2 separate regions of the Homo sapiens genome follow, and region 2 is linked to region 1. A link is an interaction called in ENCODE POLR2A ChIA-PET data of the cell type or tissue named here. Cell type or tissue: IMR-90. All regions are shown on one strand. Links, peaks and the distances in the headings refer to the core of each region. The heading gives the core; the rest is flanking DNA. Region 1 has its middle 12 kb from the start of KCTD15. Region 2 overlaps WDR88 (WD repeat domain 88).

Evidence for each region. Peaks named below come from ENCODE experiments on the same cell type or tissue, not always from the same donor. Only the 100,000 strongest peaks of a DNase experiment are listed, where the experiment ranks them.
Region 2: POLR2A ChIA-PET joins it to region 1 with 8 read pairs; 3 of 35 experiments call an interaction of 5 or more read pairs at or near these places.

The regions. Positions count from the first base shown.
Region 1 is chr19:33,776,391-33,793,565 of GRCh38, forward strand. No RefSeq gene overlaps it. Among named protein-coding and RNA genes, the nearest start is that of KCTD15, 12 kb to the right of the region's middle. RefSeq lists a silencer at 1,837-1,996. In IMR-90, for the core only: no CTCF peak of the experiment used is centred there; a DNase peak (open chromatin) is centred at 9,591.
Region 2 is chr19:33,145,434-33,161,349 of GRCh38, forward strand. It overlaps WDR88 (WD repeat domain 88), which reads left to right. Exons shown (of 11, transcript NM_173479.4): 4 at 2,212-2,275; 5 at 3,339-3,477; 6 at 5,748-5,877; 7 at 10,922-11,109; 8 at 14,981-15,063. It overlaps LOC124904691 (a long non-coding RNA gene), which reads right to left. Exons shown (of 2, transcript XR_007067228.1): 2 at 14,338-15,222. Among named protein-coding and RNA genes, the nearest start is that of WDR88, 21 kb to the left of the region's middle. RefSeq lists enhancers at 1,476-1,645, 2,597-2,766, 5,849-6,018, 15,070-15,479, 15,823-15,916 and cis regulatory regions at 2,682, 5,934, 15,908. In IMR-90, for the core only: no CTCF peak of the experiment used is centred there; no DNase peak of the experiment used is centred there.

The sequences.
Region 1 (17,175 bases), core at 6,514-11,513:
AGCGTGTGTGTCTGTGTGTGTGTGTTCCTGGAGTGAGGGGTGTGCATTGTGTGTGAGCCCGCGTCCATGCCGGGTGTGGGCTGTGTGCAGTCTGAGTCCTGCCCGTCTCCAGGACCATCTCGTGCACCTGCTCCTCGTCTCTCCCTGCCCATTCGCTGGCCATTTTGTGGATGTCACCTGGAAGGGGCCAACTGATCAGAGACCCTAGAAAGGGCCACTGGCAGCTCCCAGGGGCAAAGGAGGCCCATTGAGTTGGGAGAAGAACAGCCCAAGCCCCAGGGCCCTCCCCAGCTTGGTCCCCCTGTGGGCCCCTCCGGGCGGCCCCAGGGAAGTCCCTGCCAGGCCTCTGCCCTTGAGTGGCTGAGACCTCCTGGATGGGAGCCCCACTCTCTGAGTGGTGACGAGAACAGACGTCCCAAAGCCTAGGGTCCCTCCTGGGGCTTGGGAGCCCCAAAGGCCTTGAGTATCCTGGGGAGATAGGATTCAAGGTCCACACAGATGGTCAGGTGGGAAACTCGGGCAGTTCTGGCTCCCCCCAGCTCCCCCTCCTCCCTGCTGTCTCGACAGGGTTTGGTGGCCCATACAGGGCCTGTCCAAGGGGCCCAGGACAAAGTCAGGCAGGCAGTGGACAGGGGGTCCCCCATCATCTCCCCCTACTCTCAGGCAGGGTTTGCCAATTTCATCCTCAGGGCTGAGCCCCTTGGTGGGGGACAGGAGCCTGTGGAGCCCATGGTTCTGAGGCCTGGAGGCGGCCTCACCTCACTGCCCCTATCTCTTCTTGGCCCCTTCCTCTTCAGGGAGCACTCGTGGTGAACCCAGCGAACATCCTGCTGGCGTCCCTCACTCCTCCACTGCTCTACAAGCCCAGGGGACCCAGAGCTGGGCACAAGAGGCTGTGTTGAACCACGGGATCCAGAAATGGGCAAAGGTGAAAGTTGGGGGTGGGGTAGTCTGGGCTCAAGTAACACTGCCCCTACCTCCGGGGACTCCCAGCTGATGGGTACCATGACTCCTGAATGAGGAATAGGCAGGCGCCCCGGGGAGCAGGGTGTGGGGAGAGGACTGTATGTTAGCCCCACTGCCCTGCCCGGGCCGGGGAGGGGGTGTGGGAGCCCTGAGCTGGGTTCTTCACACTGCCCTGGCCTGGCTGCTTGTTGGCCCTTCTCACTGCCCAGGGCACGCTTTGCACAAGAGGCTCTGTTGGGAGATGGCAGCAGAGGGGGACCCGGGGTCTGGGCCAGGCCGGGGCTACTAGGGGACTATCCTCCTGCCTCTCCTTCACCCTGGGCCGGCCTCAGGAAAGGAGGAGCAGGGGAGCAGCTGGAGGTGCCAAGAGCTCTGGAAGCTAGGGAAGGGGGCAGGGGGCAGGGGCAGAGGGCAGAGAGAGCAACTTCCTGTCACGGGCCTGGGCGACCCTTCCGCGCCACCTGGGTATGCCAGCCTGAGTCAAGTGGACAGTGAGTGCTGAGCGTGGAGAAGTGCAGGTGCGTGCGCGAGGTGTTTAAAGAGGAGACCAAGGGACTGGGACCCTGAGTGTGTCGGGGGTGCAGGTGTCGGGGGTCACTCGTGCTGGGTGCTGCGCTGTGGCCTCGTGTGCGTTGCCCAGTGCCCCTCTCCCAGCGGTGCTGTCCACTCATGCCTCGCTCTACTGTATAGGTGAGAAGACTGAGGCACAGAAAGGCGTGGCCAGAGCTGTGCAGCGCAGGAGTTGGAGCTGGGATTGCGCCCAAGCGGCCGGCAGGGGCTCCCTCGCGTTCGTACCCACAGGCGCAGAGCCGTTCTCCGCCGCCAGGTGGGGCTAAGTCCCCGCTCCCGAGCAGCGGCTTGGGGATCCCCGGCGGGGCCGCCAGGTGGCAGCAGCGCTCTGGCCGCGCGGCTCCAGCTCCCGGGCGCCCCGCGTCCCCAGCCTCCCCACCGCGCAGTCGGCTCCTCTGTCACCTCGCCCTCCCAACCATGGGGTCACGGGGCTCCCGCCCCTCCACTGTCTGCGGGCGGCCTCCAGAGGTTACTCTCAAACCCACCAGCTCCAGGGGACCCGCCTGTGCTAACACTAAGCCCCCAAACACCCGCAGCGCCCCTAAAGCAGTGACATCCACAACCTCCCCGGGGGCTTGTCCTGCACGCTCCATCAGGGTGATGTCAGGCCTTCTCCAACCTCAACCACAACACGAACGCACACGCGCAAACACAAATGCATGCACACACACAGGCACAGACGCACAGACACACACAACCACACACACAGACACACAGACACCCATCCTCACAAACACACACCCAGACAGATATGCAGACACACGCATGCACACAGACCCAGATGCACGCGGACACACAGACACACACGTAAACACACAGAAACATGCACGGCTCAGGACGGGGCTTCTTGCTGCATTGAAATAAATGGGAAGAACCGGAAGGTCCCTCACTGTCTCAGCCAAGTGCATGCACTTCCCACGCTGAGCCCTGTCCTCCACTTCCCCTCCTGCACTGGCCAGAGGTCACCCCCGACACACACACACACACACACACACACACACACACACACACCAGATCCCAGTCCCTTAGCCTACTCCTTAAGCACCTCCCGCGCGCACCTGCGCCCTCTCTGCACACACAGCAGGCTTTCCCATCAGCAGAAAACAAGCTGTCAATGCCCCACCTTTAAAAACGGGGAAGCCGTAGCCAGATGGCCCCTGCAGCGCCTGCCCATTTCTCTCCTCTCCTTCCTGGCAGAACCCACCCCTCAGCCCCCATGGCTTCACCTCCTTTTCCACTCTGGACCCCACCCTGGCCTGCCTTCCAATCTTGCCACCCGCAGAGTCCGCTGACAAGGCACCTTCCACTGCCGCACGCTGGCAATCCCAGGCACTCTTCTGCCTACACACTCCCTGGGCGAGCTCCCCATCACCCCTGTGCTAGACTCCCGGATTTGCCCCTGCAGCCCTGATCGGTAGACCCCCATGGCCAGCCGCCTCACCCCCAGCTGTCGGCACGTCCAGCGGGTGTCTCCACTTGAACGTCTCACCTGAGCCGCACACCTTTCACACCTCAAGCCCCTCCTCTCCCGGCTTCCCGGCTCAGCCTTCCCTACAAGCCCTGGATCGTCCCTTTCGCCCTGCCTCCCAAGGGCATACTGAATCCATGTCCATTCTCCCTCTCCAGGGCTGTCATTTAACCCAAGCCATTATCACACTAGCATCTCCTGCCTTGGCACCTAAAGTAATAAGTAACTATGGAATTTACCGGTTTACCAGGTACTGCTCTAAGTATTTCATATTTTTTGTACCCTGCCCCTCGCGATCCCGGCTGACTGCAAACTCCGCCTCCTAGGTTCAAGAAATTTTCCTGCCTCAGCCCCCCGAGTAGCTGGGATCACAGGGGCCTGCCACCACACCGGGCTAATTTTTGTATTTTTAATAGAGACGGAGTTTCACCATGTTGGACAGGCTGGTCTCAAACTCCCGACCTCAAGTGATTCACTCGCCTCGGCCTCCCAGAGTGCTGGGATTACAGGCTTAAGCCACCTCGCCTGGCTAGCGTTTCACATATAAGAGCTTATCTAATCCTCACTACAACCCTGGAAGACCGTTATCATCCTCCCCATTTTTTGCAGATGAAGACATTGAGACACAGAGAGGTTAAGTAATCTGCCCAAGGCCACACAGCTATAATGGGGATCTTCCAGAATTCAGAGCCTGATGGTTTGGCCCTGGCTCTGTGTGCCCATGAGTGCACAGTTCTTACTGGCTCTCTGGTGTTCCAATGGGGTAGGAGGTTTTGCGACAGCAGAGAAGGAATTGAATGGTCACTAGGGCAAGGGAAAGACAAGCTCTCTGGAGAAAGAGAGGGAGTGTCTCAGGCATTGCTTTGCACCCATTTGCAGTTTATGATGGATGTGCAGGGCACCAGCATGCCTTCCTGCTGCAGCATAAGCAAGGTCACAGCGGGGCTCCTCCTAGACCTGTGTGACAGAGGAGTGAAGGACACAGAGAATAGTCACCCAATCAGGACAAGGCTGGATGAGGAAGGGCATCAAGACAGGAAGGGCTGATAGGCAGAGAGAAGGCGCTGGGGTCTGCGGAGGAAGTGAGGCGGGAGTTGGGGACCTGTGACCTTGGAGATGGTGTGGTTTCCTGTGGTGACAGGCAAACTGTGGCCAGGGGTGGCAGTGGCCAGGATCACGATGATGACTTTCACCTCTGCCCACCATGATAATCTCCTGGATGGAGATGACCTCGGTTCCAGGGCTTGTGAACAAGTCACGCCCCACAGAGGGACCCTCTTCAGCCTCCTCTGGGGTCTGGTGACACGGTGGTCCTGTACCTGTGCCTCTGGCTCCATCAGTTCACACTTGCTACCTGCCTGCTTACCTGCCTGCTGTCACCTGTTCCAGCCTGTATCCACCTGCCTGTGACTACCTGAGTTTGCCTGTGACCACCCACACCCATCTGTCTCTCTCTGCCTTGGTGGGTGGTGGTTTTGGGGCTACAGGTCAGCCCCCTCCTCCGCGTGCAGGGCCTGAGAGCAGGGGCGTGGGAGACGGAGTCTGCCAATCTGGCCGCACCAGCTGGAGATGAGCCCAGGACTGCTGACGCCTCCAGCCTGCCTCTGGGGAGACCATGCTGTGTGGATGACAGTCCCCTAAGACCCGGAAGCGAGCCACGTCTGGGAGGATGAGATGGGGTCGGCAAATCTGGGCCGGGAGGGAAGGCTGCATTCTTGCTCTCCAAACCGATGTGCTGAATTTTACTTTTCCTTTTAGTTATTTCTTCTTCTTAAATCCTGTTTCTCTCCCTGAGGCAGCTAATCTATTATTTAACATCGGATTGTGGGATTGAAACTCCAAGGCAAATTGAAAATTATTTGTGTTTGAGGTTTCAGGCGTGAAGCTGAGGCAACCATTTCTGAGAGATCCTGAGAACCCGGGCAAAGGTAGCGAACCCACAGCACTGTTCCTGGAAGGGGCTGAGAGGACTGGGGTGCAGGAAGCGTTCCACAGACCTGGCAGGCTGGGGGGCCCCGCTATGCTCCAGCCTTGCCCACCCAAAGCCCGCAGCTCGGGGGTCATTAATCTCCATGTGGCATTTCACTTGGGAAATGCTGTCAACACCTCCCACTGGCCAAAGTCCTCAAGAGGCTGGGCAGGTGCCATCAGTCACCCTGGGCCTGTGCCCACCCTGGGGGAAATGCCTCGGTCATGAGAGGATTAATGACACGAGGAGAAGGGCTCGTCATCATTTTTCAAGGTTCGGCTCTCTGTAGATCTGCAGGCAGGATTGCTGGCCTAACAGTCAGTGGAGAGTGACCCAAGGCTCTGGAGAGTGACCAAGGAACACGGCTGAGGGTGGGGGGCCCTGGCCTGGACCCCCGCTGAGTGCCCGAAGACTGATGGAGCATGCGACCTCCTAGCGCTGGCTCTCAGGACATGAATCGGGACCAGAAGGAGGAGTGGGCTTGAGCCCAGGGGAGTGTGAACAAACACTGTGTGAGCCCCACATAGACATCTGCGGATCACGGAATGGGGGAACTGGGAGACGCCAGGTCAGGGAGATCCTTGGATTTTGGATAAGGGATAAGGAGATTGGATTTTGTGTTGGAAACAGCGGAACCATTGAAGGAGGGGTGTACTACGGTCAAGTTCCATGCCCAGAAGGATCCAGAATGAGGCTGAGGGGCTGTCTTCATCCATCTTAGTCTGTCTGGGCTGCTACATCAAAAATCCCATAGACTGGGTGACTCAGACAACAAACAATTTCTCACAGTTCTGGAGGCTGAGATCAAGGCGCCAGCAGATGCAGTGTCTGGGGAGGGCCGGTTTCCTGGTTCATAGGGGGCCCTCTTCCTGCTGTGAACTCATGGCAGAAGGGGTGAGGAGCTCCCCAGGGCCTCGTTTATCAGGGTGCTAATCCCATTCACGAGGGCTCCACCCTTAGGACCTAATCACCACCAAAAGGCCCCACCTCCTCACACCATCACTTTGGGGTTGAGGATTTCAACATAGGACACAATATTGTCAGGGGACATTCGGCGCATAGAAGAGGCTATCAGCACATCTCCATCCAACACTTAGAGCGGTCACACGTGTCAGGCCTTGTGCTAGACCTGGGTGATGGCACCCTTATGCCCCCAGCTCAGAACAGAGCTGAGCATCGAGGATCTGGGACCACAGAGAAGTGGGAGGAGTCTCCCACAAGGTCCTCTGCCACCCAGATTTATAAAGGAAAGAGGTTTAATCGACTCACAGTTCCACATGGCTGGGGATGCTTCAGGAAACTTACGATCATGGCAGAAAGGGAAGCAAACACGTCTTTCTTCACATGGCAGCAGGAGAGAGAAGTGCCGAGCAAAGGAGGAAAAGCGTCTTATAAAACCATCAGATCTTGTGGAACTCACTCACTATTACAAGAACAGCACGGGGGTAACCGCCCCCACGATTCAATTACCTCCCAGTGGATCCCTCCCATGACACGTGGGGCTTATGGGAACTACAATTCAAGATAAGATTTGGGTGGAGACACAGCCAAACCATATCACCGTGGGATCTCAATGAAACTGCAGCCATAGCTGCCCATCATGAACTGGGTCCTGTCAGAACCACCAAGTCAAAAGGCCAAGTGGACTCAGCACCTCCTATCAAAAGATAGAAGTTGGCCAGATGCAGTGGTCACACCTGTAATCCCAGCACTTTGGGAGGCAGAGGCAAGAGGATCGCTTAAGGCCAAGAGTTTGAGACCAGCCTGAGCAACATAGAGAGACCACGTTTCTACAAACAAAAAGTAAAAAATCATCCAGGTTTGGTGATGCACACCTGCAGTCCCAGCTACTCAGGAGGCTGAGGCAGGAGAATTGCTTGAGCCCAGGAGTTGGAGGCTGCAATGAGCTGTGATTGCACCACTGCGCTCTAGCCTGGGTGACAGAGTAAGACCTTGTCTCTAACTAGTAATAATAAGATAGAAGTGGCACACCCAGGATCAAGTGCAAGCAGGGTGGGAGGACACAAGCGAGCTGTGTGAGCAGGGAGCCTGGGCACCTTGGGATCCCCACTGCTGCACTGAGACCTCTTCCTCAGTTTACCTCTGAGGCCATATGGTGAGGGGCATGATCAGCTAATGAAAGAGGAAAAGGCTAGAGCTTTTTTCACAGATGTGTTGGCTTGTGTAGAAGCAGGTAAAAAGTGGATGGTGGCCAGGCATGGTGGCACATACCTGTAATCCCAGCTACTCCACAGGCTGAGGTACAAGAATCACTTGAACCCGGGAGGTGGAGGTTGCAGTGAGCCAAGATCGTGCCACTGCACTCCAGCTTGGGCAACAGAGTGAGACTCCATCTCAAAAAAAAAAAAAAAAAAAAAAAAAGTGGATGGTGACCAGGGTACAGTGGTCACATCTGTAATCCCAGCACTTCAGGAGGCCAAGGCAGGAGGATTGCTTGAGGCTAGGAGTTAGACAGGCCTGGGCAACACAGCAAGACCCCCATATCTTTTTTTTTTTTTAAATAAAAATTCAAAATAAAAGCTGATGGTGTCTGCACTGCAGCAGTGGATGGTGTGTGCACCACAGCTCCACCCAGGAGTGGCCTGGAAAGATGGTGGTAAAGTGAAATACTCCCAGTGGGTAGAGCTTTAGACACCGGTCATCCACTTTGGTGAAAAGGGAAATGGCCTGAGTTCAGAATATACATGGACTCATGGGCAGTGGCCGATGGCTTGGCCAGATAGTCAGGAGCCTAGAAGGAGAAAGATTAGAAGTTAGGAGACAAGGGGAAGTCATGTGGATGGGACTTGGCACAAAGTGTGACGATGTCTCTCACATTAGCACTCATTGGAAGAGGCACCAAGCAACCAAGTGGGCAGAACTACTTGGGTATGCAACATCAGCCAGCTTCTGTCATTGGCTTCTTCACGGCTGGTACAAAAAGCACACACAAGGAGGACGTGGTGACAGGGATGGAGGTTATGCATGGGTCCAGCAACAGGGGCTCCCACTCACCATGGTTGATCTAGCTGCTGCTATTGCTGCTGCCAAATCTCCAATTCTCCAGTAACAGAGACCCACACTAAGTCCCAAATGCAGCATCATTCCATGAGGACACCAACCTATCACTTGGTGGCAAGCCCACCACACTGGATCCCTTTCATCCTGGAAGGAGCAGTGATTCATTTTGTCAGGAATAAACACAAAGTCTGAGGATGGGTTTGCCTTTCCTGCCCACAGGGCCCGAGCCAGACCACAAGCCCAAGGGCTTACAGAGTGTCTGATGCACAGCGCAGCATCCCACGTGCCATTGCATCAGATAAAGGGACTCACTTTACAGAAAGGAGGTGCAAGGGTGGGCTGGTCATATCATCTACCGTATCCCTCCGAATCTGCTAATCTGATAAGCAATGGAAGGGCCTGTTGAAATCACAGCTTTTTGCAAAGATGAGGTGCCATTCTCCAGATGAAAGTAGGTACCTTAAATGAACAAAAGGTGGACATGGGTCTACCTGGGTGTGGTAGGCAGAATCATCACCCTTTTCCCCCAAAGCGATCTGCATCCTGACTCCCAGGACCCGTGGTTATGTAACCTTACATGGCAAAGAGGACCATCTAGACAGGATGTGATTAAGTGAAGGATCTTGACGTGGGGAAATTATCCTGGATTACCTGGGGGTGAGGGGCGGCTAATGTAATCACAAGGGTTCTCCTAGCTGCAAGAGGAAGGCAGGAGAGTCACTGTGGGAGTGATGCAGTGTGAAACGGATTCAACCAGCCTTTGCTGGCTTTGAAGACAGTGGGAGCCATGAGCCAAGGGAGCAACAGGCCCCTTGAAGCTGAGAAAGACAAGGAAATCATTCCTCCCTGGAGCCTCTAGAGGGAATGCAGCCCTACCTACACCTTAATTTCCACCCTGGGAGACTCATGTTGGACTCCAACTTCCTGAGCTGTAAAGTAATAGATTTGTGTTGTTCTAACTCACCAGATCTGTGGTGTGTTCTCACAGCAGCAACAGGAAACCAACACCCTATGTCCTAGGTAAGATGGGTCTGGGAACCAAAGAGCGGATGCAAGAGGTCCTGCTTACCCTCATGCTCATCTGCCCACTTGGAGAACATGTGCTTCTTGTTCCCACAGACCTGGGCTCTGAGGATTTGGAAATCCTGCTTCCCACATGAGCTATGCGTCTATCAATGAACACGGCAAGAGTCCTGTGGAACTGTAAGCTGTGGCTGCTGCCTGGACACTTTAGACTGCTTGGGCTAAGACACCAGCAAGCAAGATGAGTTACCCTCTTGGCAACTTAGCTAAGTGACATCAGCCAGCTTCTGTCATTGGCCTCTTCATGGCTGGTACAAAAAACACACACGAGGAGGACGTGGTGACAGGGATGGAGGCTATGTATAGGTCCAACAGCATGGGTTCCCACTCAGCATGGCTGACCTAGCTGCTGTTGCTCCTGCCAGATCTCCGATTCTCCAGCAGCAGAGATCGATGCTAAGTCTGGAATGCACCACCATTCCATGAGGACACCCACCCTTCACTTGGTGGCAAGCCGACCATACTGGATCGCTTTCATCCTGGAAGAAGTAGTGACTCATTTTGTCAGGAATAAATACATATTCTGAGTATAGGTTTGCATTTCCTGCCACAGGACCTGAGCCAGACCACAAGCCCTGATCATCAGTAAGAGGGAGCATTTTTATTATACAGTGGGGCTGGGAGAAATCTATTTGGTGTCTGGTTAATCCACTTGGATGCTTTTCGATACTCCCTTGCCCAGTTTTGACAGCGAATGGGCAAGTGCAGCAACTCTGGTCTGAGAAGGTGATGTTGGCCAGAGTCTCAGACCCCTCAGGGATGAAGATCTGGTTTTTCCACCAGGTAAGCCCCTGAGACCAGGTTGCTGTTCGCTGAGGGTGCAGGAGTCCTGAAGAGATAATAAGGAGGAGAGAAGCTGAGTATCTGTTGCAGCTCCAAGACCAACTGTGACAGTGGAGGCTGTAATCTTTTTTTTTTTTTTTTTTTTTTTGAGACAGAGTCTTGCTCTGTTGCCCAGGCTGGAGTGCAGTGGTACAATTTCAGCTCAGTGAAACCTCTGCCTCCTGGGTTCAAGCAATTCTCCTGCCTCAGCTGGGATTACAGGCATGTGCCACCATGCCTGGCTAATTTTTGCATTTTTAGTAGAGATGTTGTCCAGGCTGGTCTCGAATTCCTGACCTCAAGTGATCCACCCACCTTGGCCTCCCAAAGTGCTGGGATTACAGGTGTGAGCCACTGTGCCCAGACAGCTGTATAATCTAATCTTCTTCTAAGATCCCCCAGGGAGAGGCATACCAGAATCCTGGAGGAGCTGGGTCCCTTTTCTCTCCCTGCCTCTCTAGAGAGGGTTCAGCCTGGTCAGGTGGACAGCCGGCTGGAATTGGGGCTGGTTGGCTGGGACTTTGTGGTCACTTAGGTCCAGAAAAGCAGATCATGGGGACAGGCACCAGGGTTTTAAGGACATCGTTAAATACCTCACAAGACAGACCCTGGCTGCATGTCTTCTAACCCACGATGGCCTCAGCTTAACGAGTCCTAAGAAAGAACTAGCCCTCCTTAAGTCATTCCTAGAGTTCTTCAATAGCAGCCAAACTATACACATGAACCAACCCCTCCAAACAGCATGGCTATGCAGCAGGTCAGAAGAGAAAGGCATGTTGGACTTACCACTGGGCTTTGGGGGGAGCTGCTTCACCTCCCTGGGCCTCGGTTTCCCCATGTATGGAAAGGGCCAGTGATATGGTCTGGATCTGTGACCCCACCACATCTCATGTTGAATTGTAATCCCCAGTGTTGGAGGGGAGGCCTGGTGGGAGGTAATTGGATCACAGGGGTGATTTATCATGAATGGTTTAGCATCATCTCTTAGTGCTGTTCTCATGATAGTGAGCGAGTTCTCCCGAGATCTGGTTGTTTAAAAGTGCGTAGCACCTTTCCCCCTCACTCTCTTGCTCCTACTCCAGCCATGTGATGTGCCTGCTTCCCCTTCACCTTCCGCCATGATTGTAAGTTTCCTGAGGCCTCCCCAGCCATGCTTCCTGTACAGCCTGCAGCACTGTACAGTGAGCCAAGATCTCTCCACCTCTTTTCTGTATAAATTACCCAGTCTCAGGTATTTCTTTATAGCAATGCAAGAATGGACTAATACAGCCAGCTCTTCCCAAGCCAGCACATTCCAGCACCCCACTCCAAGGAATCCAAGAATTCCAGACCGAACCCGGGCTTCCAGGTCATTATGAAGGTATATTCATCAAGGTGGGAGAATATAATGTATGTTATTAAATAGTTGCTAGCTTGATTTACACCTTTTAGGTATTTAGACATATGATACGTGGATCTCTATTTATCCTCTTCTTCTCAGCCCTGAAAATGTTAGGGGTGGGCCAAGATATGTAATACACACACATGCATAATTTTATATAATATCTATAGTATATATAACATATGATTATATATATTATATAATTATAAATAATAGAGTAACATGTATATCATCCCAGTCTAATTCGTGTATGGATGTGTATACATACACACACACACACACACACACATACAGATATATAGTTTATAGTCAGCTATTGCCGTGTGACAAAGACACACACAATTTCAGCGGCATACAGTGATAAGCACGAATTTCTCCTGTGTCTGTGGGAGGCTTATGCAACCCCACTCTGTGTATGTCACTCGATGGCTCCAGTCTCCAGCTGCCTGGAGCTTATTCTTATGGCCACAGCAGAAACTCCAAGTCCAGCCACAGAAGCACACTTTAAGCCTCTCCGTAAAGCCACTACCTGCTAACTCCCACTTGGTGAAGCCCCGTATCAGGGTGTGGAGAAGTTATTTCTGCCAACCACGAAGCTGTAGCAAGGGTGTAGTTGTCTCTAGGTACTACAGGGCAGGGAAAAATTGGAATCAATAATTTAACCCATCACACATACCAAACAGAGGTTCCCTAGGAAGAAGAAAATGAGATTGTCAGGGTGTGGGGGATTAATTTGTAATTAGTTCTAATTACTAAAAGAATCGATGTTTTAATTTTTTACAAAGTATCTGTATTCCCATATTCTTTCTGTAATAAAGCAAAAATCAGAAGCCCTCAATTCTCCCCAATTCCAGTTAAAATCCTAATAAATACAATTGTTACGAGTTGATTCCTTTGGAAGACTGCCTAGCCATTTTGAAAAATAAATTCTTTTTTAGATACAGACCTCAAACCATAGGCAGAAGTTAATTCCAAAAGGATGAGAGACCTAGATGTAAAAACAGAACTGTAAAAATTCAGAGGGCGATAATATTATGAAATATATCAAGACGTTTTTCTTTTTTGCACTTCCTTGGGTGACCTTCTAGCTTTTCAGCCAGAGGCTCGCATTGCCTAGAGGTGGTGGCAGATGGAGGGAGGGAGACGAGGATGAGGGAGGGAGGGAGGAGGGAAGGGGGAGGAGGAGAAGAAGAAGAGAGAGAAGACAGGGAAGAGAGGAGGGAGAGAAGGGTGACAGGGAGCTGGTTGAGGGAGGGGACACAGAGCAGGAGACAGAGGCCCCATGTGGATCAAAGGAGTGACAAGGGAGGGCCCATGCTCAGTGATATGAGAACAGCAAGAGGCAACAAACAAGATACAAAAGGATACACACTTCCATCCCATTCATGTACAAGTTTAAAACCTACACAAGTGTTACCATTGTTTATGAACATATCCCAATGTTGCAAAAAGTATAAAAGGGTGCACAGGAGGGATACAACTGGCTGGGGAGGAAGGGAGGGGTTTAATACATCTGTATCATTTCGTATTGTTTTTTAAAGAGGATCTGAAGCAAATATTCAAAATGGTTTGTTACATTTGGGTGTCTGTTACATTATTTTTTACGTTGTGAAATGCATGCATGATGGAGGAAAGGCAGGCTGTGAATCAGTATGAATAGGTTGATCCCATACTTTAAAAGCACATGTGTGAGTGCCTGTGTGCACATCTGTGTGCTCAGGTGTGTGTGTAGGTGTCTTTTTACCTATGGTTCTGTGCATGTCTGTGTCTGTAGATTATGTGTGTGGGTGTGGTATGGGTACGTGTGTGTCTCTTTGTGTCGCTTGTGTGTGCATGTGTCTGCGTATCTGTGCAACTATATGTCCGTGTCTCTGCATATTTGTTAGTATGTGTGTCCATGTCTGTGTCTGTGCAATTGTGTCTATAGTTATGTTTCTGTATGTTTGTCATTGACTGTGTGTATTTGCACGTGTGTGTGTGTGTAAGTGTGTTTTGTTTTGTTTTGTTTTGTTTTTTGAGATGTAGTCTCACTCTGTCACCCAGGCTGGAGTGCAGTGGAGAGATCTTGGCTCACTGCAACGTCCACCTCCTGGGTTCAAGCAATTCTCCTGACTCAGCCTCCCCAGTAGCCAGGATTACAGGTGTCCGCCACCATATCCAGCTAGTTTTTGTATCTTTAGTAGAGACGGGGTTTCATTATGTTGGCCAGGCTGGTCTCGAACTCCTGACCTCAAGTTATCTGCCCTCATCGGCCTTCCAAAGTGCTGGGATCACAGGTATCAGCCACCACACCGAGCCACTGCATGTGTGTATCTGTGTGGGTCTGTGTAGTTGTGTGTCTGTGTGTGCCTGCACACCTGTGTGTTTATAAATAGAAAAAAAACTAGATGGACAAATGTCAAATCATTGACACAGTTCTTTCTGGGAAGGGGAGACAGAGGACTTTTGTTTCCCTTTCACACATTTTATGGTGATACATTATTTTTTGATGATGATGATGATGTATTCTTTATTTATATTTTTAAATACTTTTTAAAAAGACAGTACACGGAGGCCGGGCACAGTGGCTCACACCTGAAATCCCAGCACTTTGAGAGGCTGAGGCAGGTGGGTCACTTGGGCTCAGGAGTTTGAGACCAGCCTGGCCAACATGGTGAAACCCCATCTCTACTAAAAATACAAAAATTAGCCAGGTGTCATGGCGCAGACCTGTAATCCCAGCTACTCAGGAGGCTGAGGCAGGAGAAACGCTTGAACCCGGGAAGTAGAGGTTGCACTGAGCTGAGATTGCACCACTGCCCTCCAGCCTGGGGGGGAGAGTGAGACTCTGTCTCAAAAAATAAAAATAAAATAAAAGACAGTACAGAGTTTCACAGCTTGAAAAATAAGAATTTACCAGCCGACTCTGCACTCTGCTCCAGGGCTCCTCCCTTGAGCCGCACTTTGCTTTGCCTCCGGGGCCTGGATCATCCATCCCACCCATCCACAAGGGCCCTGGGGACAGAGGAGCCTGGGGACACTTCCCGGCCCAACCCCAGGGGCACAGCCCAAAGCAATCATGACATTTCTCTGGAGTCTTGTATTTTATCTTTAAATGTTAGGCAGAGTTTACGTTCTCCCTTGTAATGTATACATGTTTGTCTTGCTGACTTGTTTGTCAATTCTGGAGTCAAGGGGGCACTCAAATGGACTCCACTGGGCACTTGTCTGTAAACCCAGCACTTTGGGAGGAGAAGGCAGGAGGATTGCTTGAGGTCAGGTGTTTGAAACCAGCTTGGGCAACATAGCAAGACCCCATCTCTCTACTAAAGATTTTTTTTTTTAAGATGGAGATTTGCTCTTGTTGCCCAGGCTGAAGTGCAATGGCACAATCTTGGCTCACTGCAGCCTCTGTCTCCCAGGTTCAAGCAATTCTCCTGCCTCAGCCTCCCGAGTAGCTGGGATTACAGGCACATGCCACCATGCCCAGCTAACTTTTTGTATTTTTAGTAGAGACGGGGTTTCACCACGTTGGCCAGGCTGGTCTCAAACTTTTGGTCTCAGGTGATCCGCCTGCCTTGGCCTCCCAATATGCTGGGATTATAGGCATGAGACATTGTGCCTGGTCTACTAAAGATTTTTAAATTGGCCCCTGATGTAGTGGTGCACGCTTATTGTCCCAGCTACTTAGGTGGCTGAAGTGGGAGGATTGCTTCAGCCCAGGAGTTTGAGGCTGCAGGGAGCTATCATCATGCTGCTGCACTCCAACCTGGGCAATGGAGTCAGCCTCATCCTCTTAAACAAACAAAAAAAGTGAAAGGGGACTCTGCTGTACGCGCCTTCCTGTGCTCCTGTGCATCTCTTGTGGGTGGGCTCTGGGCAACGGTACCTGAGGGGTGGAGCTGAAACCATGGCTTGACGGGAGGCATGTTGGAAGAGGAAATCAGCCATCAGCTCTAAACAACAGCTGCTACTTACAGAGCACTCACACTGGCTGGGCCGAGTTCTTTGCTTTGCTGTGTTCTCCCATTTAATTCTTCCAGCAACCCCACCCGTTAGGTCCTATCTCTGTTCCCACACTACACAGGAGGACACTGAGACTGGAGAGGTAAAGCCCAAGGTCAACCAGCTGCACTCAGATTCTCAAGTTGATGCTCTGCACAGACTGTCTACTACAGGGCAGGCCCAAGGAGAAGGGATTGCCTGTCACATGGAAGGGGCTCCATGTACTGGGCTTGGGTCCAAGGAAGGAGAGCCCTGGGTTTCTGATGGAACAAAGGCCACTCTCATTGTCTAAACTTTTTTCATGGGAAAAACTCCCTTGGACCCTTGCAAATGTATCTGCAGAGCCTCAGGTGGTCACTTGGAGCCAGAGTGGCAGCCACACACAGTCACTTGGGGCAGGATTCTATGGAAAGCCATTCTCCCACGGATCCCGTCTGGGCTTATATTGATTGAGAAAAGTGGAGGACTCCCCCGACCCCCCTGGAGAGGGCCTCCCTGGCATCCCTTGACTGCAACAGCCTAATCTGTTCCAACAATCTTCTCAGCGCTGTTGCACAAGAAGGGCTACGGGTCCCTGGGAGTGCTCTTGAACTTTCCCCAGTGTCAGGCCAGCTCAGGGTTCCGTGCTTAAAACATTCAGCGGCCCAGCCCTCAACACAGAATCCATCCTCTCCTCCCCAACCCCCACCCCCCCGCCCCACTCCCACCCCCAGGGAAAGTCTGACTTTGCCCAGTACCCACTTCCCTCCCAGGGGTTCAGGGCAGCAGTCCCATTGGCTTGTAACTTGGCATGTGACCCAGTTTTTGCCAATAGGACGTGACAAGGAGGGCTGTGGGAGCCACTAGGATAATTCCATTGTTTTCTATAGGTGTCCAGGCAGGTGTGAAGCTTTGAGCTCTGTTCATTTTGAGACCAGAGAAGTGCTGGCATGAGAACAGGCCAACGTGCTGAGGATGGTAGAGGAAAGCTGGGGAGAGCTGGTCCTTGAATAGTATTCCAATCCACTGATTCACCTCCAGGCGCATTCTGTGAATCAGGTGTTCTATCATGAAGCTATTCTGTTGCAGCCTTTGCTACTTGCACCCAAATCCATATAGCATTTGAGAATTTGATGGAAAAGGCTCAAATGCAGTTTTGAGCAATTTAGGGGGCTGCTGGCTCCCCCACAGGCTGCAAAAATGTTAAAATTCCTGGTCAGGAGGTCTTAGTCTTGTCTCGTTCTCACCCCAGTGCTGGCTCCCAGGGCCGGCAGGGTTGGTTTGGTTCAGAATGGCACACCCAGGCTGTTGGCAGAAGGTAGAAAGGCAACCCCTGCCTTCCTGCCCACTAGGAGTCCTGAGTGCCCACTGAGCGTGGTGCCAGGGACTGGGCAAGGGCAATTTGGGTGAGGGGACAGGTGAGGGGACTAACAGTCCCATGTTTCGTCACTCCCTTTAGTCTCCAGATTCTCTGGGGTCCTAACTAGGAGGGAAGATTGGGGGGATTCCCAGGGTAGAGGCGGAGGCCAGGTGGGTGTGACCGTGAGCTCTGGTCCAGGCTGGCTTATTCCTAGCCTGTACAGGAGCCATCTCTGGAGCCTGAGGTGAGCACAGATCTAAGAAGGACTGACCAGCACCCCAGGAAGCCTGGGGGTGGGGGAAGAGACAACCCGGTGCTAAAACCCCAGTCCTCCCTCCCGGAGACAGCAGCAGGCAGGTCTCTCAGTCTGTTCATCTGCTTGTCTGATTATAGCCTTGCTGAGAAGGTTGGGTTCAGCAGAGTCTGTGATCTCATTTTGGGTTCATTTTCCCTTCCTTATTAAGATCCTAATTTTTAAACATAGCCTGCAAACAGCAATAGCAACAAAGAACAACATCACATTGGAAGCCACCTTGAAACATCTGGAAACCTGAGGTCTTGCCATGGGTTTT
Region 2 (15,916 bases), core at 5,613-10,612, 630 kb before region 1:
GCCACTGTACCTGGCCTGTTTTGTTTTTGAGATAGGGTCTTGCTTTGTCACCCACGCTGTAGTGTACTGGTATGAAAATGTAAGTTTCATGGGAATTTATCTTTTTTTTTTTCTTTTTTGAGACAGAGTCCTGCTCTGTTGCCCAGGCTGGAGTATAGTGGTGCGATCTCGGCTCATTGCAACCTCCACCTCCTGGGTTCGAGTGATTCTCCTGCCTCAGCCTCCTGAGTACCTGGGACTACAGGTGCACACCACCACAGCTGGCTAATTTTTTTATTTTTAGTAGAGAGGGGTTTCACCATGTTGGCCAGGCTGTTCTCGAACTCTTGACCTCAGGTGATCCACCCACCTCGGCCTCCCAAAGTGCTGGGATTACAGGTGTGAGCCACCATGCCCACATGGGAATTTATCTTATATAGAGGACAAACTTTGCCACAGAAACGTGCCATGTAAGAAGACAAGGATACATTTATGTTTTTTTGTACAAGAAAACATTTCAGAACAAAATAAGTAGTCTCTTAAACTATATCCCTGTGAAAAGACAGACATGGGAGCAGAGAGGAAAACGATTGATCCTTGCGGGTGTAGAGATCCCTTTAGGAGAGGAAAACAGCTGGGAGGCTGAGGCGGGCGGATCACCTGAGGTCGGGTAGCCTTGAACAAGGCTAGCCTGACCAACATGGAGAAACCCCGGTCTCTACTAAAAATACAAAATTAGTCGGGCGTAGTGGCACATGCCTGTAATCCCAGCTACTCGGAGGCTTAGGCAGGAGAATTGCTTGAACTCGGGAGGTGGAGGTTGTGGTGAGCTGAGGTCACGCCATTGCACTCCAGCCTGGGCGACGAGTGAAACTCCGTCTTAAAAGAAAAAATAAAAAAGAAGAAGAGGAAAACAGAAGAAATGCTACTTTGAAAGCCCTTGATATAAAGGAGCATGTGTGGGTGGCTGAAGAGTACTGGGGATGATTGTGCTGTGGTTCCTTGTGTGTTAGGTCCTATTTCCTTCCTTCCTTCCTTCCTTCCTTCCTTCTTTCCTTCCTTCCTTCCTTCCTTCCTTCCTTCCCCTTCCTTCCTCCCTTCCTCCCTTCCTTCCTTCTTTCCTTTTTTTTGATGGAGCCTCTCCTGCCCACGCTGGAGCGCAGTGGCGCAATCTTGGCTCACTGTAACCTCCGCCTCCTGGTTCAAGAGATTTTCATGCCTCAGCCTCCTGAGTAGCTGGGATTGCAGGTGTGCACCACCATGCCTGGCTAATTTTTGTATTTTTAGTAGAGATGAGGTTTCACCATGTTGGCCAGGCTGGTCTTGAACTCCTGACCTCAGGTGTTCTGCCCGCCTCAGCCTCCCAAAGTGTTGGGATTACAGGCATGAGCCACCGTGCTTGGCTGGTTCTCTCTAGTTTCAGTGAGAACCGAATGGTCCCTAGGGTGGGTGATGGAGCAGTCTTTTAAAGATGATTGTGTTAATTATAATCTTGGTCCTAAATTAGAAAAATGAAAAAAAGTCTTCATAGAAGTCATAGGCAGGCCAGGCGTGGTGGCTTATTCTTGTAATTCCAGTACTCTGGGAGGCTGAGGTGGGAGGATCGCTTGAGGCCAGGAGAGACCAGCCTGGGCTCTGTCTCTAAGGAAAAAAAAAAAAAGAGAGAGAGAAAAAAATAGCCAGGCATGATGATGAGTGCCCATAGTCCCAGCTACTCAGGAGGCTGAGGTAGGAGGATCACTTGAGCCCAGAAGCTCAAGGTGGCAGTGAGCTAGGATTGCACCACTGGACTGCAGCGTGGATGACAGAGTGACATCCTGTCTCAAAAAAGAAAAGGAAAGGCGGGGGGCGGGGGAGGATGGAAAGGACCACAGACCTAACTGTCTCTGTTGTTAAGAATCAATGTTTGGCCAGGCGCGGTGGTTCACGCCTATAATACTAGCACTTTGGGAGGCCGAGGCAGGTGGATCACTTGAGGTCAGGAGTTTGAGACCAGCCTGGCCAACATGGCAAAACCCCGTTTCTACTAAAAATACAAAAATTAGCTGGGCGTGGTGGCGGGCGCCTGTAATCTCAGCTACTCAGGAGGCTGTGGCAGGAGGGTCGTTTGAACCTGGGAGGTGGAGGTTGCAGTGAGCCGGTATTGCACCACTGCACTCCAGCTGGGGCAACAGAAAGACACCCTGTCTCAAAAAAAAGAACCAGTGTTCGTCATCGTCATCTTATTTCCAGAGTCATTGCCGCATCCTATGATAAGACAGTGAGGGCCTGGGACCTGGAGACAGGCAAGCTGCTGGTACGTATGCCTGTCCAGTGGGGGCGTTGGTTGCAGCCCAGGGGCTTGACCAAGCCTCAGGCAGCTTTGGGTTGGACCCTGGGTAGGGGGAGGTGATAAAACTCCATTCTTCTAGGAAGGAGGCATGTTCCTGGGGATGGAAGTACAGATGTGAACTGCACCCACAACAGCCATTGCTTGCAAAAAGTCTGGAGGGTGAGAGGGTGGGCACTGGGGGAGGAAGACTCCTGGAGGAGGCGGATGGAACCAAGGCTTCTGCTTGAAAGATGGGATGGGTTTGGATACACAGAAAGAAGCCAGAATTGGGGGTGGGGTGTGGGGGCTGGTATTCCAGGCTCCCCGGTAAGATGTTTGGATTTGATTAGACAGGAAGTGGGGCTGAGGCCATGGGACAAAGGCCATGTGCCCCCAAGAACCAGGGTTCTGGCCCTTACCAGTCTGTTCTCTTTATATCTTGGAGGGGGTCACTCTCCGTCCATCCCACAGGCTCAAGACTCCCACTCGGCCCTGCACCCCTTCCAGGCACCCTCAGCTCTGCTCAGGGGCCTCCTCGGGGTCTCCTGCCTCACCCCTGCCGTCCCTCCCTCTCAGCTCCTGCAGGCCTTTTCTGTCCCTTCCTCCTTCCTTTCCTTAAAAAACAACCTTTCTTGTTAGTGCAAAGGTCAGTTTGTATTCATTGTAAACATTTTTAGAAAGACAAGATAAGCCAAGTTTTTATTTTATGATGACGATGATGATGATTTTTAGAGACAGGGTCTTGCAAGCTCTGTCACCCAGGCTGGAACACAGTGGCGCCATCGTAGCTCACTGCAGCCTCAAACTCCTGGGCTCAGATGATCCTCCCGCCACAGCCTCATAAGTAGCTGGGACTACAGGCGAGCACCGCCACACCTGGCTCATGTTTTACTTTTGTAGAGATGGAGATCTTGCATGTTTCCCAGGCTAGTCTCAGGCTCCTGGTCTCAAGCGATCCTCCAGCCTTGGCCTCCCAAAGCACTGGGTTTACAGGTGTAACACACCACACCTGGCTTAAAACAACCTTTTGATTGCTGGCTCATTTCAGTGGAAGGTCAGGTATGATACCTTCATCGTCTCCTGTAAGTTTTCTCCTGATGGTAAATACGTGGTCTCAGGCTTCGACGTGGATCATGGAATCTGCATAATGGACGCCGAGAACATCACCACCGTTTCCGTCATCAAAGGTGAGGGTGTGCGGGCTCCCTGTATCTTCAGTCTGCCATAGGAATAGCCACTTGTCACTGACTGACGGTGACCTTCCATTGCTTTATTTGGTGAAACTGTAATGGTATGAAGCACGTCATTAAAGCTGGGACACTAGGCTAGGTGCGGTGGCTGGGATTGCATCTGTAATCCCAGCACTTTGGGAGGTTGCTTGAGCCCAGGAGTTTGAGACCAGCCTGGGCAACAGGGTGAAACCCTGTCACTACCAAAAACAATACAAAAATTAGCCAGGTGTGATGGCATGCACCTGTAGTCCCAGCTGCTTGAGAGGCTGAAACGGGAGAATCACTTGAACCCGGAGGTGGAGATTGTATTGAGCTGAGATTGAGCCACTGGACTCCAGCCTGGCAGACAGAGTGAGACTCCATCTCAAAAAAACAAACAAACAAACAAAAAACAAACAAACAAACAAAAAAACACACCAAAACTGATCCTCTTCAGTTAATGCTTTTCCATTCATTCAGTCTTGTGCTTTTAACAAAGGACACAATGTTCGGCTCCAACCTCATGTGGTCATTGACAGCCTAATCTTTTATTGAGGGGAGGCTCAGGCTTCTTAACATTAACATTAACAGAGTTAACATTAACAGAGTCTTGCTATGTTGCCCAGGCTGATGTCAAACTCCTGGCCTCGAGGGATCCTCCTGCCTCAGCCTCCCAAAGTGAGGGATTATAGGAGAAGCCCCCTCACCCGGCCTACCTGTATCTTTTTTTTTTTTCTTTTTTGAGATGGAGTCTTGCTCTGTCTCCTAGGCTGGAGTGTAGTGGTGCGATCTCGGGTCACCTCAACCTCCACTTCCTGGGTTCAAGCAATTCTCCTTGCCTCAGCCTTCTGAGTAGCTGGGATTACAGGCACCCACCACCACGCCCAGCTAATTTTTGTATTTTTAGTAGAGATGGGGTTTCACCATGTTGGGCAGGCTGGTCTCGAGCTCCTGACCTCAGGTGATCTGCCCGCCTTGGTCTCCCAAAGTGCTGGGATTACGGGCATGAGCCACTGTGCCCAGCCTATTTTTAAAATATAGGACTTAGTAATTGTTGTATGACAGTTTCCTGGTTGGGACACTGTGTGATGATGATACCACATGTTCCCATGGGGGCTGCTGGGTGAAGGACATGGGTGATTTCTCTGTTATTCCTTACACCTCCATGGGAGTTTACAATTATCTTAAAATTAAAGTTAAAAAAATGTGTAATCATTGTAAAGACATTCATTATGGGCTGGGCGTGGTGGCTCATGCCTGTAATCCCAGCACTTTGGGAGGCCGAGGCTGGTGGATCACCTGAGCTCAAAAGTTCAAGACCAGCCTGGCCAACATGGTGAAACCCTGTCTCTACTAAAAATACAAAAATTAGCCGGGCGTGGTGGCGGGCACCTGTAATCCCAGCTACTCGGGAGGCTGAGGCAGAATTGCTGGAACCCAGGAGGTGGAGGTTGCAGTGAGCCGAAATCGCGCCTCTGCGCTCCAGCCCAGGTGACAGAATGAGGCCCTGTCTCAAAAATAAAAAAATCATTCATTATGTAAATAAAAAAGCAAAAGGCTGCTGTGTCTGTCCTGTCTCCTCCCCAGAGGCACCTGTTATGAACCATACATTGCTGGGCAGTCTTCCTGAACCCTGTGTGTATGCCTGTGCGTACAAGTGTTTGCACACACAACACTGCTTCTCATATGTGCTTTGTGTTTCTTTTTATCGATGTGGCACTATGCCATGTGCACTGCCCCACAGCTTCCCTAATAGCCCCTAAGAGCCCACTTGACACTCTGACCCCACCATGCTTCAGACTCCAGCTTTGCCCCACACTGCTCCATGATCCGGCCCAGGCCTTTGCAAGCACTGTTCCTTCTTCCTGGAGTGCTCTTCCATTTCTGCTTCCCTTGCTGGCTTTTCGGGCCCTTCCTGGACCCCTCAGGGTGGCCAGGCTTATGTTGTCTGGGCCTTGGTGGCCCGTGCACTCATCTCATGATCTGTGGCATGTGGCAGGTCGTTGCCTGGTCCGGGGTGTCTCCTCCATCAGACTGGCAGCTCTGCGGGGGCAGGGAACCTGCTGTGCTCCCGGTTCAAAGCCTGGGACATAGTAGTCACTCAGGAATGTTTGTGCAGGTGTGTAGCTCCTGATGAAAACTGGAATTGTGTTTTGTAATCGTCACTGGCTGGGGAAGTCGTGGGAGTCCTCCAGCCCAGCAGGTGGAAGGCGTGGTCTCAAGTCCCTTTCCTCCGTGTTCTGCAGATCATCACACAAGGTCCATCACGTCATGCTGCTTTGACCCCGACAGCCAGAGGGTGGCTTCTGTCTCATTGGACAGGTGCATCAAGATCTGGGATGTTACATCCCAGGCCACGCTGCTCACCATCACTAAGTGAGTTGGACCCCAGGAGGCCAGAAGGGAGTTTGGGTGGGGCGTCCCCATTCATGACTTCCTGAATTCCACATAAGCCAGCATCCATGTGGACACGTCTGTAGCTTGGTCATAGGTGCTCTGAGGAGGCTGGGGACAGGCAGGCAGGAGGGAGCCATCAGCTGTGGCCTGTGGGCTGGGCTGGGCCTCAGATGCATTTGTTTCAATGTGAGCCACTAGTGGAAATCATTGTGCAGAGAAGTCCACAAAAGGTGAAGTTCCAGCATCTCCTGTAAAATGGGAAGGTCTGGCTGGGCGTGTGGCTCATGGCTATAATCCCAGAGCTTTGGGAGGCCAAAGTGGGAGGATCACTTCAGGCCAGGAGTTCAACACCAGCCTGGGCAATGTCACAAGACCCCATCTCTACAAAAAATTTAAAAATTAGCTGGGTGTGGTGTCACACACCTGTAGTCCCAGCTACTCAGGAGGCTGAGGCTGGAGGATTGCTTGAGCCTAGGAGTTTGAGGCTGCTGTGAGCTATGATTGCACCACTGCACCCCAGCCTGGACAATGAAGTAAGACCCTGTCTAAAAAAAATAAATAAATAAAGTGAATTCAGTCGTTTTGGAGATATTACATTATCATTTAAAAAAATTTTGGGGCTGGGCTCGGTGGCTCATGCCTGTAATCCCAGCACTTTGGGAGGCCGAGTGGGGCGGATCACCTGAGGTCAGGAGTTCGAGACCAGCCTGGTCAACATAGTGAAACCCCACCTCTAGTAAAAATACAAAACTTAGCTGGGCGTGGTGGCGGGCACCTGTAATCCCAGCTATTCAGGAGGCTGAGGAAGGAGAATAGCTTGAATCCGGGAGGTGGAGGTTGCAGTGAGCCAAGATTGTGCCACTGCACTCCAGCCTAGGTGACAGAGTGAGACTCTGTCTCAAAATATATATATATATATATACACGCACACAACATAAAACATGATATTTTAACCATTTTTAAGTGTGCAATTCTCTGCCATTCATTACATTCACAGTGTTGTGCAACCATCACCACTATTTATTTCCAAAATGATTTCATCATCTCAGACAGAAGCTCTTACCCGTTAAGCAATAACTCCCCATTCCCCATGCCCCCAGCCCTGGGTAATGTTTATTCTACTTTCTGTCTCTATGAATCTGCCTATTCTAGATATTTCATATAAGTAGAGTCATACATTATTTGTCCTCTTGTGATTAGGTTATTTCACTTAAAATAATGTCCTCAAGGTTCATCTGTGTTGTAGCCTGCATCAGAACATCAGAACTTCATTCCTTTTTTTTCCTTTGAGACTTAGTCTCGCTATGTCCCCCAGGCTGGAGTGCAGTGGTGCCATCTTGGCTCACTGCAACCTCTGCCTCCTGGGTTCAAGTGATTCTCCTGCTTCAGCCTCCTGAGTAGCTGGGATTACAGGCGCCCACCACCACACCTGGCTAATTTCTGTATTATTAGTAGAGACGGGGTTTCATCATGTTGGCCAGGCTGGTCTCAAACTCCTGACCTTGTCATCCACCCACCTCGGCCTCCCACAGTGCTGGGATTAAGAACTTCATTCCTTTTGATGACTGAATAGTACTGCATTATAGGTGTACATACCACATTTTGTTTATCTGTTCATCTGTTGATGACCTCTTAGGCTGTTTCTACCTTTTAGTTATTGGGAATAATGCTGCTATGAACACATGTACATGTAACTTTGAGTTCCTGCTTTCAATTCTTTTTATTTTATTTGATTTCGAGACAGAGTCTTGCTCTGTTGCCCAGGCTGGAGTGCAGTGACGTGATCATAGCTCACTGGAGCCTCGGATTCCTAGGCTCAAGTGATCCTCTTGCCTCAACTTCCTGAGTAGCTGAGACTACAGGTGCACACCACCATGCCTGGCTAATTTTTAAGTTTGTTTTTTTTTTTTTTTTGCAGAAACGGGGTCTCATTATGTCTCCCAAGCTAGTCCTGAACTTCTGAGCTCAAGTGATCCTCTCACTTTGGCCTCCCAAAGTTCTGGGATGACAGGTGTGAGCCACTGCACCTGGCCTGTTTTTAATTCTTTACTCTGTATACCCAGGAGTGGAATTGTTGGATCATATGGTAATACTGTGCTTAGCTTTTTCAGGAGTGGGGATCTTGCTTATTAATTTTGCACTGAGAACTGAAAATGATATAGCCCGACCGACATTATGAATTTTTTAAATCCTCTAGCAAGATCAGCTATATCATTTGCAGGGTGCAATCTCGGCTCGCTGCAACCTCCGCCTCCCGGGTTCAAGCAATTCTCCTGCCTCAGCCTCCCGAGTAGGTGGGACTACAGGCGCCCGCCACCATGCCCAACTAATTTTTGTATTTTTAGTAGAGACAGGGTTTCACCACATTGGCCAGGCTGGTCTCAAACTCCTGACCTTGTGATCCACCCACCTCGGCCTCCCAAAGTGCTGGGATTACAGGCATGAGCCACAGTGCCTGGCCACACTGTGGTTTTCATTTACACTGTCATTCATATTGTTTTTCTCCTATAGGTAAAAAGTCATTTCTCTCTTGCTGCTCTGAAGATATTTTTGTTGTCCTTAGTTTTCTGAAGTGTAATTATGTGTCTGGGTGTAGATTTCTTTGGATTTATCCTGTTGGGTTTTACTCAGATTCTTGAATCTGTAGGTTTATATATTTTGCCAAATTTGGTAAAATTTCAGCCATTTAAAAAAATTACTTTTAAAGTTGACTCCATCTTGTCCAGAACTGTACGTGCAGCATAGCCATTTTCCCCAAACTTCTGTACAGGTGAAATGGCCTTCTACGAGAAGTGGGATTTATGTGAAATGAGAGTCCATAGAGATACCTCTGGTTTATTTATTTATTTATTTATGTATTTATTTATTTAGAAATTGCTATGTCTTTTTTTTTACTTTAAGTTCCAGGACACATGTGCAGAATGTGCAGGTTTGTTACATAGGTACACATGTGCCACGGTGGTTTGCTGCATCTATCAACACGTCATCTAGGTTTTAAGCCCCGCATGTGTTAGGTATTTGCCCTAATGCTCTCCCTCCACTTGCCTCCCACCCCCTGACAGGCCTCAGTGTGTGATGTTCCCCTCCCTGTGTCTATGTGTTCTCACTGTTCAACTCCCACTTATGAATGAGAACGTGTGGTGTTTGGTCTTCTGTTCCTGTGTTAGTTTGCTGAGGATGATGTCCCTGCAAAGGACATGATCTCATTCTTTCTCATGGCTGCATAGTATTCCATGGTGTATATGTACCACATTTTCTTTATCCGGTCTATCATTGATGGGCATTTGGGTTGACACGAAGTCTTTGCTATTGTGAATAATGCTGCAATAAACATACGTGTGCATGTGTATTTATAGAAGAATGATTTATAATCCTCTGGGTATACCTCTGGTTTAAACCTCAATGACAGTGTCTGGCTGCTGGGAGAGCTTGCAGTCAAACCTCCATGATATGCCAGCATGGTTCTTAGCTCACCAGGCACTGGGAATTGGTGAGGTTTATCCCGGATGGCCCTGCGAAGTTGACATTTCTTCTCCTTTGGCGTTGCTCAGTTTGTGCCTTTCAAAGAACCAAAATGGGTTCCAAAACTCTGATCTGAGCTCTAGAAAATTGTTTTGCTCAACCTTTTCTTCAGGTCAAATGATTGATTTTATGATCCAGGCTACTCAGAGAAAACTCTGCTTACAAGAGGAGGTGAGAATCACAGGAGAAAGACATTGAGGGTTACAAACAAAAAGTGGCAAAATACAGACAGGCTTTTTATTATTATTATTTTTCTGAAAAAGAAGATGCTTAAAAATTGGAATGAATAACTTCATTTTTTTTCTGAGATAGAGTCTTGCACTGTTGCCCAGGCTGGAGTGCAATGGCACAATCTTGGCTCACTGCAACCTCCACCTCCTGGGTTCAAGTGATTCTCCTGCCTCAGCCTCCAGAGTAGCTGGGACTACAGGCATGTGCCACCATGCCCAGCTAATTTTTATATTTTTTGTAGAGATGGGGTCTTGCTATGTTGCCCAGGCTGGTGTCAAAATCCTGGGCTCAAGCAATCCTTCCACCTAGGCCTCCCAAAGTGCTGGGATTATAGGCATGAGCCACTGCACCCAGCCAAATAACCCACAATTTTATTAATTAAATATACAACACTGAAATATACTTGAATAGCACTGAAGACAAATGAGGATAGGAGTGAGAAAAAGGGAGAGTGAATAGTTGGGGTGGAGAAGCAGAGGAGTAAGTAAGAGAGGGGTGGAACAGGGGGAGACCACGCCTGACATTGTTGGGGGAAAGATGGGGAGCAGGAGAGAGCCTCTGTGTAAGCGCCACCCAGCACCAAGCCCCAAAGGCTGTCTGTCAATCAATCACTCCTGACACCAGCTGCTTTTCCCTCCAGCGCCAAGGGAATACTGCAGAATCTTCCCAAATGAGGGCAATTTGTGCCCCAGTGGACATTTGACAATGTCTGGACTCATGTTTTGTTGTCACAACTGGGTGTGGGGGTTCCTGGCATCTAGCCAGGAGAGGCCAGGGATGCTGCTCCACCTCCTACAGAACACAGGACGGCCCCCACAACTCTGAGTGACCCAGCTCAAAATGTCCACCTTGGTGTGGTTGGCCCAGTGCCGTGGCTCACGCCTGTAATCCCAGCACTACTTTGGGAGGCCAAGGCAGGTGGACCACTAGAGCCTAGGAGTTTGAGAGCAGCCTGGGTAACATAGCGAAACACTGTCTCTATTATTATTTTTCTAAAAATTGGTGCAGTCGAGAAATGCTGGAACAGCGTGACAGTCTGAGCAATTCACATCTGGACCATGGTAGGCAGTGATCAAAGGCATGATGAACATGAGCTCACAGGAGATGCTGACCCCCACTTAGGTATGTCTTCAGGTCCTCTTGGGGCGAAGTGCTAGCATGTGCAGCCCGACCATGAGCTCACAGGAGAAAATACCCCCGGCTTTAGGTATGTCTTCAGGTCCTCCAGGAGCAAAGCGCTAATGTGTGCACCCCACCATCTGTGTTTCAGGGCACATTCCAATGCAATCTCAAACTGCTGTTTTACCTTCAGTGGCCATTTCCTGTGTACAAGCTCCTGGGATAAAAACTTAAAAATATGGAACGTCCACACAGGGGAGTTTCGAAACTGTGGAGCCTGTGTGACTCTGATGCAGGGCCATGAAGGTTCTGTCAGTTCCTGTCACTTTGCCAGAGACAGTGAGTAATTAACATGCAGAAGGCCTCCATTCCTGTGGGAGTGCTGGGCAGAGTTCTCCATGTTCCGTTCAAATGGACAGAGAGGCAATTTCCAATGATGCTGACAGGGAGGGCGGATTCTTCCCCACGAGAACAAAAAACCCAAGAGGGAAGACCACAGGTACCAGTTTACAGTGGTAGAAACTCAGCTCAATGTGGCGTATGCAACCAAAGAAATTGATTAATCCTGTAATGGAAAAGTCCAAGAGCACGTCTGACTTCAGGCATGGATGGGACAAGAGAGTCAATGCTGTTGGGAACCCAACCCTTCCACTCTGTCTTTCAACCTAGCTTCCCTCTGTATCAGCCTTTACCCCCAAGGAGGCAAAGATGGCCGGATGAGGTGCCTTATGCCTGTAATCCCAATGCTTTGGGAGGCCAAGGTGGGAGGACTGCTTGAAGCCAGGAGTTCAAGACCAGCCTGGGCAACACAGCAAGACCCTGTCTCTACAAAAAAATTAAAAAATTAGCTGGGTGTGGTGGTGCACACCTGTAGTCTCAGCTCTTCAAGAGGCTGAGGTGGGAGGATCACTTGAGCCCAGGAGTTTGAGGCTGCAGTGAGCTATGATTGTGCTACTGCACTCCAGCCTGGGCAACAGAGTGAGACCCTGTGTCTAAAAAGAAAAAAAAAAAGGCCAGGCACAATGGCTCATGCCTGTAATCCCAGCACTTTGGGAGGCTGAGGTGGGCGGATCACCTGAGGTCAGGAGTTCAAGATCAGCCTGGCCAACATGGTGAAACCCCATCTCTACTAAAAAATACAAAAATTAGCCAGGTGTGGTGGTGGATGCCTGTAATTCCAGCTATTCGGGAGCCTCAGGCAGGAGAATCGCTTGAACCCGGGAGGCGGAGGCTGCAGTGAGCCAAGATTGCACCACTGCACTCCAGCCTGGGTGACAGAGCGAGACTCTGTCTCAATATATATATATATGTATATATATGTGTATATATATATATATGTATATATATGTGTATATATATATGTATATATGTGTATATATATGTATATATGTGTATATATGTATATATATGTGTATATATATATGTATGTGTATATATGTGTGTGTGTATGTATATATGTATGTATGTGTGTGTGTGTATGTATGTATATATATATATATATATATATATATATATATATATATATATATATATAAAATTAAAGAGGTAAAGAGGACCTTTAGTGGTCCAGCTCAGCCTAGTTCTGGCCCCTGGCAGTCCTGGAGAAAGAGACCTTCTGTCTGATGGTGCCAGAACAAGTCCCAGGGAAGACTCCCATTGGCTCAGCTTGGGACACATGTCCATCTCTTAATGAATCACTTAGGGGGCAACGAAAGCCTCTGATTGGCCAGGTCTGGGTGACTTGCCCACCTGCAGAGCTAGGGTTGGGGTCAGAACCCCCTGATGCAGAGGGACTAAGAGTAGGCAAGGAGTGTTTCCCCACAGGAAATTGGGAGCTGTTGCCAGATAAAGGGACATAGAGGTGAATGGGGGCAGTGACAGGAAGCCACCGCGGCTAGCCAGCTCCAGGGAGGGAAGTGGGTGCTCTTGACACTCAGGAGCCAAACATATGCTCCCCTATCCTGGTGAGAAGTGGGGCTTGCTCTGTGTGTCTGGGGGCCTCAGCTGGCACACATGCCACTGGGGCCTGGCTTGAGAAGCACTAGGGTGCTTCTGGGCAACTTTCCCTCTTCAGCAGCACCCCTTGTCTAAGTCCCACTGTGAGGCACCCTGCCAGCTTCTGTCCTTGGCTTTATGGGGTTCAGAATCACATGCAGTTGAGCCAAAATTGTGCCACTGCGCTCCTACACTCTAGCCTGGGTGACGGAGTGAGACTCTGTCTCAAAAAAAGAAAAAAAGAAAGAAAAAAAAAAGAATCACATGCAGTTAATCATTATTATTCCTGATTCTGTATTTGTGAAGTCACCTACTTGCTGATATTTATTTGTAAACCTAAAGTCAACATTCATGGCACTTTCAAGGTCACTCACAGATGTGAAGAGCAGCAAAAAATCTAAGTCACCTCCCAGCTGAGGTTGGACAAGGCAACACTCTGCCTTCTTGTTTCACCTCCCACGTGGTAAAATGTCCTTTTTGTGGTCTATTTAGTGCCACCATTTTTTTTTGTTGTTGTTTGTTTGTTTTGCTCCCTCTGTTGCCCAGGCTGGAGCGCAGTTGCGCGATCTTGGCTCACTGCAACCTCTGCCTCCTGGGTTCAAGCGATTCTCCTGCTTCAGCCTTCCAAGTAGCTTGGATTACAGGTGCGCACTACCATGCCTGGCTAATTTTTGTATTTTTGGTAGAGATGGGGTTTCGCCATGTTGTCCAGGCTGGTCTTGAACTCCTGTCCTCATGTGATCTGCCTGCCTCAGCCTCCCAAAGTGCTGGGATTACAGACGTGAGCCACCACACCTGGGCTTTCTTTTGCTTTTTGTTAGTGATTTTGCTGTGTAAAATGGCTCCCTTGGCCGTGTGTGGTGGCTCACAGCTTTAATTTCAGTGCTGGGGGGGTGCTGAGGCGGGAGTATTGCTTGAACCCAGGAGTTTGAGATCAGCCTGGGCAACATAGTGAGACCCCATCTCTACCAAAACAAAAAAAAAAAATTTAGCCAGGTGTGCTGGCACCTGCTTGTAGTCCCAGCTACTTGGTAACTGAAGTGGGAGGATTGCTTGAGACCAGGAGTTTGAAGCTGCTGTGAGCTGATTGCATCACTGCACTCTAGCCTGGGTGACAGAGCAAGACCTTATCTCTAAAAATAAATAAATAAATAAATAAATAAATAAATAAATAAATAAATAAATAACAAATAAAATGATCCCTAACCACAGTGCCGAAGTGCTGTTTGCCGTTCCTAAGCGCGAGAGTGCTATGATGGGGAAAATGCATGCATCCATTCAGGCATGAGTTACAGCTGTTGGTTGTGAGTTCAATGTAAACAAATCAACAGTATATATGCAATAAGGTGTCTTTAAACAGAAACACACATAAAACAAAGTTACGTACTGATCAACTGATGAGAATGTGACCAGAGCTCGCAGGAAACTGACCCTGTATTTCCCCTAGGAGCGATGGTTCAGTATTCACTAATTCAGTGTCTGCAAAAACTGCAGAGGCCCCCAACCTTTCTGGCGCCAGGGACAGGTTTCATGGAAGACAACTTTTCCACAAATGGGAGCTGTGGAGGATGGTTTCGGGATGACCCAAGTGTATTACATTTATTGTGCCCTTTATTTTTATTATTATTACATTGTAATATATAGTGAAATAATTATACAAGTCAGCATCATGTAGAATCAGTGGGAGCCCTGAGCTTGTTTTCCTGCAACTAGATGGTCCCATCTGGGGGTGATGGGAGACAGTGACAGATCATCAGGCATTAGATTCTCATAAAGAGTGCACAACCTAATCCCTCGCATCCGCAGTTCACAATAGGGTTCATGCTCCCGTGAGAATCGAATGCTGCAGCTGATCTGACAGGAGGCCGAGCTCAGGTGGTAATACGAGCGATGGGGAGTGGCTGTAAATACAGATGAAGCTTTGGCTTGCTTGCCTACCACTCACTGTCTGCTGGGTGGCCTGGTTCCCAACAGGCCATGGATTGGTACCAGTCTGTGGCCCAGGGACTGGGGACCCCTGTCATAGAACATGACTACTGTAAATGATAAGAATCAGCTGTAATTGGCTTGGGGTCGTGGAGCCACTCCAGGAAGGGGTTTCAGTGTTGTCAGAGTGAGATGAGGTGGTGCCTCGCCAAGGCATCTTCAGCTGGCTTTGGGCTCACTTGGCTTGGAAAGTTGACCCCCATCTCCACCCTTTCATTTTCTGTTGCAGGCTCTTTTCTCATTTCTGGAGGGTTTGATAGGACTGTGGCTATTTGGGATGTAGCAGAAGGCTACCGGAAGCTCTCTTTGAAGGTACATGTGGCCAGCATGAGATTGAGGATCTGAACTTCCCTCCCGAGTCCTTCCTGTGCTCAATGCTGGTTGCTGGGGACACAGCTGTGAGTGACACAGGCCTTGATGCCTCTGTGGGCTGATGAAGGACAGACAGGAAGCCAGCAAACACACCACCGACTGTGAGGAGTGAAATGGAGAAACCACAACAGGGTGACATGATGGGGACAGAGGCGGGGGACCCATCCACATTGCATGGGCAGAGCTTCCTGGAGAAGGAGGTGTTTGAGCTGAGAACAGAAAGGACTACATAAGTGGGGATCTTGAAGAAGAAGGGCAGTCCAGGCAGATGGAACAGCTGATGCAAAAACCCTGAGGTGGGAGTGTCTAAGAACAGCAGAAGTTACTGTGCAGGCCTGGGCACTGTGGCTCACTCCTGTAATCCCAGTACTTTGGGAGGCTGAGGTGGGCGGATCACCTGAGGTCAGGAGTTTGAGACCAGCCTGGCCAACATGGTGAAACCCCCGTCTCTACTAAAAATACAAAAATCAGCCGGGTGTGGTGGTGCAAACCTGTAGTCCCAGCTACTTGGGAGGCTGAGGTGGGAGGATCGCTTGAACCCGGGAGGCGGAGGTTGCACTGGGCCAAGATTGTGCCACTGCACTCCAGCCTGGGCGATAGACTGAGATTCTGTCTCTAACAAAACAAAACAAAACAAAAAACAGAAATTACCTTGAAGAGAGACGCATGCCCTAGTGAGGCATGCACAGAAAGCTTGGGGTTCCAAAATGGGGATGTCAACTGAATGCTCTGGGCTACAAGTGAGAGGATGAGAGGAGCCCCAACTCAGAGTGGCTCTATGATACGGGGATGT